Linked DNA regions of Homo sapiens: region 2 is linked to region 1. A link is a contact called in ENCODE Hi-C data. All regions are on one chromosome and are shown on one strand. The core of a region is the stretch at or near the end of the contact, and the rest is flanking DNA. Distances in the headings are between cores, read along the strand shown.

The links. Hi-C counts contacts between places; a loop is a spot of excess contacts on that map. Pooled maps may share reads with other maps.
Region 2: a loop to region 1 is called in a pooled map, with 4 times the contacts of the local background. The contact joins the promoter of RABGAP1 here to the enhancer-like site in region 1. A Hi-C loop is called at or near these places in 2 of 50 pooled maps.

Annotation. Positions count from the first base shown.
Region 1 is chr9:121,352,685-121,358,706 of GRCh38, reverse strand. It overlaps STOM (stomatin), which reads left to right. Exons shown (of 7, transcript NM_004099.6): 2 at 2,551-2,654; 3 at 4,034-4,106; 4 at 5,405-5,487. Among named protein-coding and RNA genes, the nearest start is that of STOM, 15 kb to the left of the region's middle. RefSeq lists an enhancer at 4,485-4,704. Within about 2 kb of position 4,247, at least 11 of the 41 ENCODE cell types and tissues checked have a DNase peak (open chromatin) inside an H3K27ac peak, as active enhancers do.
Region 2 is chr9:122,936,910-122,942,742 of GRCh38, reverse strand. RABGAP1 (RAB GTPase activating protein 1) reads right to left here and starts at 1,723. Exons shown (of 26, transcript NM_012197.4): 1 at 1,650-1,723. LOC105379839 (a long non-coding RNA gene) reads left to right here and starts at 1,495. Exons shown (of 2, transcript XR_001746924.3): 1 at 1,495-1,604; 2 at 1,808-2,167. RefSeq lists silencers at 1,454-1,783, 1,794-1,953 and enhancers at 1,200-1,924, 2,114-2,183.

The DNA of each region.
Region 1 (6,022 bases), core at 2,998-5,497:
CAGTGATACCTCACTACTTGGCTTAGCTTTAAATTGCACTTACAAATTCATAATATAAAATCTCATATTGATCTAAATGAAGTTATGATGTAATTATATTGGAAAGCTGGGTATAAGTATGTGGTGGGGGTAACGGGGAGGAAAGAGAACTAAATCTTTTTCTGTAGTAGAAAGTTAATAGTCCTCAAAACTGAAAAAGCAAGAAGTAACAAAACAAGCATTTCCTTCCTTCCTTCCTTCCTTTTCTTTCTTTCTTTCTTTCCTCACTTTGTTGTCCAGGCTGGGGTACATCACAGCTCACTGCAGCCACGAACCCCCAGGCTCAAGCAATCCCCCTATTTCAGTCTCCTCAGTAGCTGGGACTACAGGTGTGTGCCACCACACACAGCTAATTTTTTTTAAGAAGTTTCAAGTAGAGATGGGAGTCTCACTAGGTTGCCCATGCTGGTCTCAAACTCCTGAGCTCAAGCAATCCTCCCATCTCGGCCTCCCAAAGTGCTGGGATTACAGGCGTGAGCCACCATGCCTGGCAGAAGCATATTATTATTATTATTTTTTTTTTTTTTAAAGTAGAGACAGAGTCTCCCTATGTTGCCCAAGCTAGTCTCAAACCCCTGGGCTCAAGGGATCCTCCCTCCTCAGCCTCCCAAAGTGCTGGGATTACAGGTGTGACCCCTGCACCCAGCTGCAAAGCGTATTATTTAGAAATATGGAGGTAGATATCAAAATGGTCAAAATAGCAAATGTTTTTGAGGAGGAGGAAATTGGAAGAGGTGAGCATGGGAATGCCCTTTTTTTGTACTAATCATATAGAATGGTTTGACTTTTTAAACTTTATGCAAGTGTAACTTCAAAAACACAAATGCATAACCACGAAGGCCAAAAAAGAAGGTGAAAGAGAATAGCTACAGGGAAGAAAAATAGGTTACACATTTTATTTATTTATTTATTTTTAAAAATATGATTTAAGGCCGGGCGCAGTGGCTTATGCCTGTAATCCCAGCACTTTGGAAGGCCATGGTGGGCAGATCACTTGACGTCAGGAGTTCGAGGCCAGCCTGGCCAACATGGTGAAACCCCATCTGTACTAAATACAAAAAGTAGCCGGGTGTGGTGGCAGGTGGCTGTAATCCCAGCTACTCAGGAGATTGAGACGGGAGAATCGCATGATCCCAGGAGGTGGAGGTTGCAGTGAGGTGAGACTGTGCTGCTGCACTCCAGCCTGGGCAACAGAGCAAGACTCTGTCTCAAAAAATAAATAAATAAATATATATATATATATCATTTAAAAATATGGTGTGTACACTAGGAAAATTTTCAAAGAATATACCAAAATACCTCTGAATTTAAAGTAATTTTTCCCTCCTTTGTTATACTTCTGTGAATTTTTTGCATTATTACCTTTGTAATCAGACGGAAAAGCTGTTGCATATTACAGGAACAGGAAACAATTAGAAATGTGAGAGGAAAGCCGTGTACAAAGATGTTCACTACAACACTGTTTATAGCACTAAGAAATCAAACAACCTGTGTAATCAGGAAGTGGGCAATAAATGATGCTGCATAAACCTAGTGAAATATTTTACAGGTGTAATTTTTAAAAAGAGGCTCTAAACAACTTTATACTCATATCATATGGTTTTCACCTTTATTCGTACTGTACTCCTAGCTAAAATGCTCTAATGCCTTTTCCCTCTTTCCTTTTTCTTTTCTTTTCTTTTCTTTTGACAGATTCTTCCTCTGTTGCCCAGGCTGGAGTGCAGTGGTACAATCTTGGCTCACTGCAACCTCCACCTCCTGGGTTCATGCAATTCTCCTGCCTCAGCCTTCCCAGTAGCTGGGATTACAGGCACTCACCACAACGCCTAGCTAATTTTTGTATTTTTAGTAGAGACGGGGTTTTATCATGTTGATCAGGCTGGTCTTGAACTCTTGACCTCAAGTGATCCACCTGTCTCGGCCTCCCAAAGTGCTGGGATTACAGGCGTGAGCCACGACGCCCAGCCTCCACTTTCTTTTCGTCGATATTTTCTTACTATTACATCCTTCAGGAAACCCTCTGACAGCCACCTGAATCACCTCCCCGCCCCATTCCTTTCTCACCTCCATCCTAACTGCGTGAGTTAACTCATTCTGTGTCTTCAAAATATTCTGAACAGATACTCTATATCTGTACTTACCACCTAATATTATAATTATGTGTTTGTCTGACTTTCCCACTAAACTTTAACCCTGAAAGCTGGGATTGGGTCTTACTCATTGTTATCATTTCAGTACAAAGCAGAGGGCCTAATAAATAGTAGATGCTTAATAAATGTTTGCTGAATAAAGTAATGAGTAATGTGGAAATATACTTGTGTTATGACATCACATAGATAAGGGAAAGTAGTACTTACACTTCAGGGCTGTATGAGGATTAGATGGGGAAATTCATGTAAAACAGCTGGTGTAGTGCCAAGCACATAGGTATTCAGCGAATGGTAAGGATGAAGATGGTGGTGATTATGCTAGTAACAGTTGTGAGAGTTGTATATTTTTTGTTTTCAACAGACAGCCCCAGTAAGGGCCTTGGACCTTGCGGATGGATTTTGGTGGCGTTCTCATTCTTATTCACCGTTATAACTTTCCCAATCTCAATATGGATGTGCATAAAGGTAAAGAACATTTCATTCACTTCTGGGAAGGGGTCAACTCCTACCTCCATAAACCTACTTCGTGTGTGCCTGTGTGTATGTGAGAAAGAAACAGACTGTCTCTCTCTCTTATAATTCTTATTTCTTCATCTTTCTTTGGAAAATTTATTCTTCTACCCACCTATTAAAATGGAACCTTAAAACTTCTTTTCAGCCATTGCCCTTCCCCGTGGGCTAAAGTAAGTTTCACCATCAAAAATTTCCTGGGGCCAGGGATGTGAGATGGTTCTGAGAGAACAAGTTCTTCAGAGTTAGGATGATAGGGTTTGACTGCTGGCTTTACTGTTTATTGTGTGACCTTTGCTGTTTCCTCACCTGTAAAATGGGAGAAAGTAACAGTACCTACTTCATAGGAGTGTTGCGAGGATTAAATGAATTATGTGTCTAAATGTACTTATCACAATGCCTGGCACGTCATAAATACCCTCAGTGCTCGTTATTTTTTCTACAAAGTTGTTAATACTTTGATATATGACTATTATTTACATATTTCTAAGAAGATAAAATATGCTCCAAGCATTTTCAGATCAATTTATTCTTAAGGGAATCAGAAGAAAAACTGTGAAGACTTCAGCTTTTTGTGTTTCTGAATTAACAATGCATGAGTAATTTTTTTTTTTTTTTTTGAGCCAGAGCCTTGCTCTGTCGCCCAGGCTGGAGTGCAGTGGCGCGATCTCGGCTCACTGCAACCTCCGCCTCCCAGGTTCAAGCGATTCTTCTGCCTCAGCCTCCCGTGTAGCTGGGATTATTATTATTATTATTATTTTTTTTTTTTTTTTTTTGAGACGGAGTCACCTTGTGGCCCAGGCTGGAGTGCAGTGGTGCGATCTCGGTTCAAGTGATTCTCCTGTCTCATCCTCCCTTGTAGCTTGGATTATAGGCACCCACCACCATACCCGGATAATTTTTGTATTTTTAGTAGAAACAGGGTTTCACCATGTTGGCCAGGCTGGTCTTGAACTCCTAACCTCCGTGATCTGCCCACCTCGGCCTTCCAAAATGCTGAAATTACAGGCGTGAGCCACCGTGCCTGGCCTGCATGAGTAACTGAATAACAATGTTAACAGCTGAGGAGTGAGGTTATGGATTTGTTTCTGTATACTATTCTGTCCTTCCTAAATTTATACAGTGAATATCTATTGCTTTTGTAATCAGTAAGAAAATAATAAATAAGCTTTGAGAAGGTAAACATTGGACATGTGATTTATAGATATGATCTGGTTCTAAAGAAAAAAGATGAGGCATCTAATCTGTTTAGAGCAGAAATATATATTTAAGAAGCCATGCATGTATATATTTGTACTCTTCATGTTAAATTATTATTCATGTTTTTATTCTAGATTATAAAAGAGTATGAAAGAGCCATCATCTTTAGATTGGGTCGCATTTTACAAGGAGGAGCCAAAGGACCTGGTCAGTACTGGGATTCTAGATTGTTTATCTGAAAACTAAAGTTCTTTTTATTTTTTTTATTTTTAGGTAGTTGTTTTTTTAAAGACAGGGTTTCATTCCGTCGCCCAGGCTGGAGTACAGTGGCATGCTCATGTCTCACTGCAGCCTTGAACTCCTGACCTCAAGCAATCATCCCACCCCAGCTTCCCAAAGCACTAGGATTACAGACGTGAGCCACCGTGCCCAGTCTAAAATTTTTTTATTGACGTGATTTCCCTTATGAGGGCCTCTTCTACTCTGTCTTAGATAAGAGTTCATGTAGCAGGAGTTGTATAACAATAGCAGTGGTTCTAGCCAATCTTTTGTTACCCTTTCCTTCCTACCCTTCCCCTCCCCTTCCCATTTGAGCTGATAAGATTACCACCTAGGCCAAGAACAGTACAGCTATACAAGTTTGAGCATGAGAATCTCTACCAAAGAAAGACTTTCAGTCATTCATTTGGCAAACTTCAATTAAGCTCCTACTGTGTTCCAGGTTCTGGGAATTCAAGGGAGACTAAAACACAGTCCCTACCCTCAAGGATCTTCCTATCTAGTGGTAGGAACCAACAAGGAAACAGATAGCTACAATCCTATGTGATAAGTATTATGATCAAGTACTCACAGAGAGCTGTGAGAAAAGAGAAAACCAGAGAAGTGTTACTGATCTGAACTAGTCGTAGGCTGAGTCAAGGCTTTCTGGAAGTTACATCTTGACTGAGTCTTGAGGTCTGAAAAGGTGTTAACCAACAGGAGGTGTTTGCGGCGGAAATAGCAACATACACAAAGCAACAAAGAGGAGAGTATTGCAGATTCAAGAAACTGCAAGTAGATCAGTCCAGCAAGAGTGCAGGGTGTGAAGAGAGAGGAAGTGGCTGAAGAGGGGAACAAAGGCGGGTTATGCAGGACCATGCGTGGGGGAGGGTTTGTATTTTAGGGGGGATTGCTCGGCTTGCAGCTTAGGAAATAGATTATAGGAGAGAAACTACAAAAAATAGAAAGATGGCCTGGGAAACGATTGCATTGGTCCCAGTGGGGCGGTGGGGAGAAGAGTGATAGCAACAGTAGATTAAGGAAATGAACTCCACAGACCTTAGTGGAGACAGTCAAATGTGGGAAGTAAGCAAGAGGAATCAAAGTTATCATTCCTGGCTTCTGGCTCATTCACGAAGATGAACTGGTGACTTTTCAGTTCACTAGGTTGATTTTCTTAAAACTGAATGGAGAAGTGAACTGATTAGGTTGCTGGTGTCTGTATAATGTGTGTATCTTTGTTGCAGGTTTGTTTTTTATTCTGCCATGCACTGACAGCTTCATCAAAGTGGACATGAGAACTATTTCATTTGATATTCCTCCTCAGGAGGTAAGGTTTTCTTTGAATAACTGAGGTATCATATGTGAAAGTGCTTTACAATGAGGGACAGAATAGTTAGAGTGTAGGCTTTATTTATTTATTTATTTTAAATTTTTGTTTGTTTGTTTGTTTGTTTTAATTGGAATCTTGCTCTGTCACCCAGGCTGAAGTGCAGTAGTGTGATCTCAGCTCACTGCAACCTCCGCCGCCTGGGTTCAAGTGATTCTCGTGCCTCAGCCTCCCGAGTAGCTGAGACTATAGATGTGCGCCACCACGCCCGGCTAATTTTTTTGTATTTTTAGTAGACACGGGATTTTGCCATGTTGGCCAGGCTGGTCTCGAACTCCTGACCTCAGGTGATCCGTTCTGGCCTCCTAAAGTGCTGGGATTACAGGCATGAGCCACCGTTCCCTGCCAGAGCACAGGCTTTAGACCTTGACTGCCTTCAGCATTTCTAGCTCAGTGACCTTAAGCAAGTTCTTTAACTTTTCTGTGCCTCAGTTTCCTCATCCAGAAAATAGACATTTGTAATAGTAAGAACTAC
Region 2 (5,833 bases), core at 474-2,973, 1.6 Mb before region 1:
ACTCTACACAGGAAGATTTATAAAGACTTCTCTTCCCTATTTTGTTTTTTTGTGTTTTTTTTTTTTTTTTTTTGAGACGGAGTCTCGCTCTGTTGCTCAGACTGGAGTGCAATGGCACAATATCGGCCCACTGCAACCTCTGCCTCCCGGGTTCAAGCGATTCTGTTGCCTCAGCCTCCCGATTAGCTGGGACTACAGGCGCCTGCCACTACGCCCGTCTAATTTTTGTATTTTCAGTAGAGACCTGGTTTCACCATATTGGACAGGCTGGTCTCGAACTCCTGACCTTGTGATCCACCCGCCTCAACCTCCTAAAATGCTGGATCACAGGCGTGAACGCACCCGGCCCCTATTTTCAGTTTTCATAAGTAAGCTCTAGTTAAGTCTTCAATACATATTAAATAGCACCTTATACAAACTTGAACTAAGGCAACACGTCCTTCGTTTAAAAAAAAGTTGGATGAACCCTCCTTAGTACCTAAGCTTTTTTTCCCAACTACTTTTCAAACATCAGTTTAATGTTACAAACACAATTCCATTCACCTTCCGTTGTTTTTTTGTTTTGTTTTGTTTTGTTTTTTGTTTCCGAAACAAAAACAGCTGGAAACTCACTTATTGTGTACTTACTACTCCAGGCACACGTTTGTAAATACATGTGAATGGAAATATAAAAGGAATTGTGAAACCCTGTCCCTAACAGGTTTTTTTCCCTGACAAAAAGCCAACGAAAGTCAAAAGACCTCAAATTCAAGTTGGAACATGATTTAAAACTAACGGAGCACTAGTAGCGGGAACACTAGCAGCATGATCACTTAACACGGTCTCCTAGGACATTTGTTTCCAAAAAAGAATTCTCGAGTAACCAAAGGTATGCAGATGCGTGAAACGCAGGAGCAGATGATAAACAGTCTGGATGCAGAAGAGCAGAGACCAAAGTACTACCAGGCAATGGACAGCGAACTCCTGGAAGTCTTGAGGTTATCCTTTGGCTCAACACGTAAAACCCTAAGGGTGCGGATAATCAAAAGACACAGCGATGAGGTACTGGGGTAGCTGCTTCAAGGAGATGAGAAGACTGGGATGCCAAGAACGCTTTAATTGCAGACGGGGAAATGAGACTGAAAGACCAACCTGAGATGGCAAAGCGACAGTGAAAACTAGCAAGTCTTTGAAATTTAGGCGCAGCCCAGGACAGCCTGAGGCCCAGGCTAGCTTAAGTCACAGATACAGGCCTAGTGAGCAATGGGGAGAAACTGAGGCGGGGGGGAGCGGCTGGATTCCCAAATAGGACCAAGCATAAAACATTAAAGTCAAGACACAAACCGGCTTTGCTGGGGGACCAGAGGGAGGGCCAAAAACGCAAGACTCAGAAGACCGGCACCCACACAGACAGGGGGAACCGGTTTGGGCAGGGGCTCCCAGAGCGGCCCAGCCTGCGCATGCGCCCTCTCCCCTCCGTCGCAGTTCCCCCTCCCCCCAATCACGGCTCCCCTCAGAACTCGGCCCGTCGAGGGAGCTGAGAGCAGCTCCACTGGCCCGACCCCGCGGGATGAGAAGACAGCTTGGCTCCCCGCAGGGGCCGTCGGAAAATACCCCTGGGGTTGGTAGGTAGGAGGGTGGGAGGAGGAGGAGGGGAAACACGGCCCTACCCGACCTGCCGTCTCCTCCTCCGCCGCCCGCCGCTCGCCGTCCCGGAGGCTCCGCCGCCTGGGCCTCCCAAACCGCCCTGTCCCCGCCCCCCCACCCCTTTACTCACGTGAGAGCGACTTCTTCCGCCCTCCGCCCCGCCCCCTGCCCCGTCTCATAGGTCTGCGACCATGACGAGCGACCCTATTGGCCCAATACCGGGAAGCGAGGCGGAGCTTCCTCTTCTCCGAGCCCCACCTGGGCTTTCAGCCCGCCTCAGGACTGTGCGCCTGCGCGAAGTGCACTGGCTGTGAGCTGGACCTGGGCTGTCTTGTGTATTTGGAGTTGGACAGCCAACTACGTGACTGCAGCCGGGACTGGGGACGATGGAAGCGGACTGGGTAGTACCTGTTGAGCCTAACAAAGGGTACAACCCCAGAGTACTGGTGCTTGAGCAAGGAATCCCCCTGCTCACCTTTCATGTGCAAGTCCTGTTTGAAAATCAGTACTTCACAGTGTAATAAAATTCACCTGGCATTTACTGAGGGCGCACGGTGTGTCAGGGATTGTGATGGTTCTTTATGTGGCTATCTCATTTCAGCTTCACCACAAACCCGTCAGAATGGTACCATTTTTCTCCTTTTATAAAGTAATTTAGCTTTAGTTACAGAATCCAGTCTAGAAGTCAAAACTTCCGACTGCCAAGTCCTAAAACCACTGGTACAACACAGCTGCCTAAAGGCATTTAAGGCACACAAGAGGACAGAAATGGACAAGGTTACATCAGATTGTGACTCAAAGATGAGATTTTTATTTAAAAATCATTCAAAGGTGAAACACAGCAACAGCAATATAATGAAGTTTAAAGTCCCTGTCCTCAATGAATGTACAATGCAGTTGGGAACAAAAACAATGATTATTAAAGTGCTAGTTAAGTCTTATTTTTAAAGAGACCCTATCTTGTCCAGGATGCAGTGCTGTGGCTATTCACAGACGATCATATCACACTCCACCCTCGAACTCCTGGGCTCAAGCTATCCTACCACCTCAGCCTCCTGAGTAGCTGGGACTGTACATAGGCATGCACCACTGCACCTGGCTCATAAGACTTGATAATTTATAAAATAATTCTACAGCCTCTTCCTTACTCTTCCCCTTTATTTATTCCAACTGGCATATGCTCTTTTCCTGGTGAGTGAGTCGTCTACAGTGTTTTCTGGTGGATAATGCATCCCGATCAACCAGAGAAAAAACAGTGAGAAAAATCTGTGTTCTGTTGCAATCCCTCTGTGATTTGTCTAATACAATAGATGTGGGTGTACCCCTGCAGAAAAATAGTTTCGCTTCCTTTCTCCTTATACAGTTACAAAATATCCATTTCAAGATATTCAAAGAATAAAGTATTAGGGAGAAAGTAAAATCCCCTGAACTCCCAACAAAACCACTTTTAACGTTTTGGTGCCCATACTTTCATGTATTTCTTGATTCATGGACACCCCAAATATTTATGTAAATCTTAACATACATTTTTAAATAAAATTGTACTACACAATCAGTACAACATGCTTTGGAGAATAGACACAAGCTAAAACAACAACAAAAAAAGAAAACATTGCATTTAAAAAAAATTTTTTTTAATAAAAAAGGCCAGGTGTGGTGGCTCATGCCTGTAATTTTAACACTTTGGGAGGCTGAGGTGGGAGGATGGCTTGAGCCTAGGAGTTCGAGACCAGCCTGGGCAACATAGTGAGACCGTGTCTCTATGTTTTAATGAAAAACAAAAAAAAACCATGGCATTCCCAGGGCCAATGTTAATACTTTAGAGTATATCCTTCTGTGTGTGTGTATTTTTTTTTTCAAAATGAGATCACTTTAGTCATCTCCTTTTTCAATTAAAAATATCTACCTTATTTCAGTACATTTTCTTCTCACCTAATTCCTAGATCACATTCACATTTTCTATCCATCTAAAGTTATTTTTACAGTTGGCTTTCTTAACTCAGTAATGTTACAGGAAAATTTCCTCTCACATAATACCTAACTACAATCAAATATTCTGTTGACCAAATTATATTTTTCTACAACCAGTATACCCAAATTATCCAATTCAGGACCATACATTCCATCTGGTTACATCCCTTGACTTTTTAATTATGGCACTTAAAAAAAAATTAAAAGATTCTTGTTCACTGTAGAAATCAGGCCACTTGAAGTGCAAAATGTTTTTATCTGAGTGGTTGCTTCCTCATGAAGTCATTGAGCTTGTTCCTGCAAGCCTTGTATTTCTTGAACAAGAAAGTTATATTTGAAGACTCAGTGGATTCAAGTCAAACATATCAGACTAGTATACCTCACAAGTGACAGGTTATACTTCATGTTTCATTATATTACATACAACGTTATGAATCTAACATGTTAGATATTATGTTAGATACATAACATTGTATCTACAATAGATATAACATTTATTGTATCTTACAGAGTTATGCTAATATTGACCACTGGATTAGTGATGACATACATGTTGTTTTTATCATCTAATCCATTTTAAAAATAGACTATAGTCTGTTTCAATGCCTACCAATGCTATATATTGATATCCCATTCACAGAAAATGAATTTTGGTTTCCAAATATGCTCAACTTTTTTTCAGTAAGTGACTTTGTACCCAAGAAAATGTGGTTACAGTATATGAATGGAATGTGGGGCTGGTGTGAAATAAAGCAATGTAGTAGGCTGGAGCCAAAATAGGAAGGTCCTTGAATGCTAAAATAAGGAAACTGAAGTTCACTCTATAGACACACGGGTGCCCTTGGATATTTTAAAGGACAGTGACAATATTAGATTTGGGGTTTTTTTAAAGATCACTCTAGTAAAACTAGAGCAGGGAAAAGGGGAGGTTGATAGAATAGTTTGGAGGCTGCCTAAGATGAGGAAGGCTTGAGCTAAGGAAGCAGGAGGTAAAACGAAGGAACAGGGTTCCGCGGGTATTTTACAAAGAAATATATTCAAATTTGCTGGTTCTTTCTTCTGCTCATTCAAATCTGTTTTTGAACCCCTCTATGTAAATTTTTCATTTCAGTTACTGTATCTTTCAGGTCTAGAATTTCATTTCAGCTCCTTTTTTTTCTAAGAGTCTCGCTCTGTCACCCAGGCTGGAGTGCAGTGGTGCAATCTGGGTGCACTGCAACCTCCACCTCCTGGGTTCAAGTGATTCTCCTGCCTTACCCTCCTGAGTAGCTGGGAACACAGGCATGCCACCACACCCAGCTAGTTCTTGTATTTTTAGTAGAGATGAGGTTTCACCATGTTGGCCAGGCTGGTCTCGAACTCCTGACCTCATGATCCACGAGCCTTGGCCTCCCAAAGTGCTGGGATTACCGGCATGAGCCATCACACCTGGCCTCAGCTCCTTTTTATAATTTCTCTTTAATGATAGTCTAATTTTATTCATACATTGTTTTCCTGACTTTGTTCATGTCTTCCTTTAGTCCTTTTTCTGTTTGTTTGTTTTTTTTTGGAGATAGAGTCTCACTCTGTCACCCAGGCTGGAGAGCAGTGGCAGGAACTCAACTCACTGCAAACTCCGCCTCCCAGGTTCAAGCAATTCTCCTCCCTCAGCCTCCTGAAAAGCTGAGATTACAGGCGTACGCCACCATGCCCAGCTAATTTTTGTATTTAGTAGAGACAGGGTTTCACCATGTTGGCCAGGCTGGTCTCGAACTCCTGACCTCAGGTGATCTGCCCACCTTGGCTTCCCAAAGCGCTGGGATTACAGGCGTGAGCCACCCCACGCCCAGCCCTGTTAGTTCTTCGAACGACTTCAAAATAGTTGTTTTAAAGCCTTTGTCTATTAACTCAGACATCTATCTTGGCTTCTGTGGGAATAGTTTGAGTTGATTTATTTTGTTCTTCTGAATTGACCATACTTTCCTGTTTATTTGTATGTCTTGTGATTTTTTTAAAAATTTTATTTTTCAACTAGAGATGGGGTCTCACTATGTTGCCCAGTAACAACCAATTAAGTGGGACTACAACCACATGCCACCACATTTGGCTTCACTTTAAATCCTTATGATTTGTTGTTGTTGAAAATTGAACATTTGAATCTCATAATGTGGTGAATCTGAAAATAAGATTCTCCTGCCCCCATGTTTGCTGGGCTTTTGTAATTGTCTCTGTGCTGGGGATCAGGATCAGCCTCGGG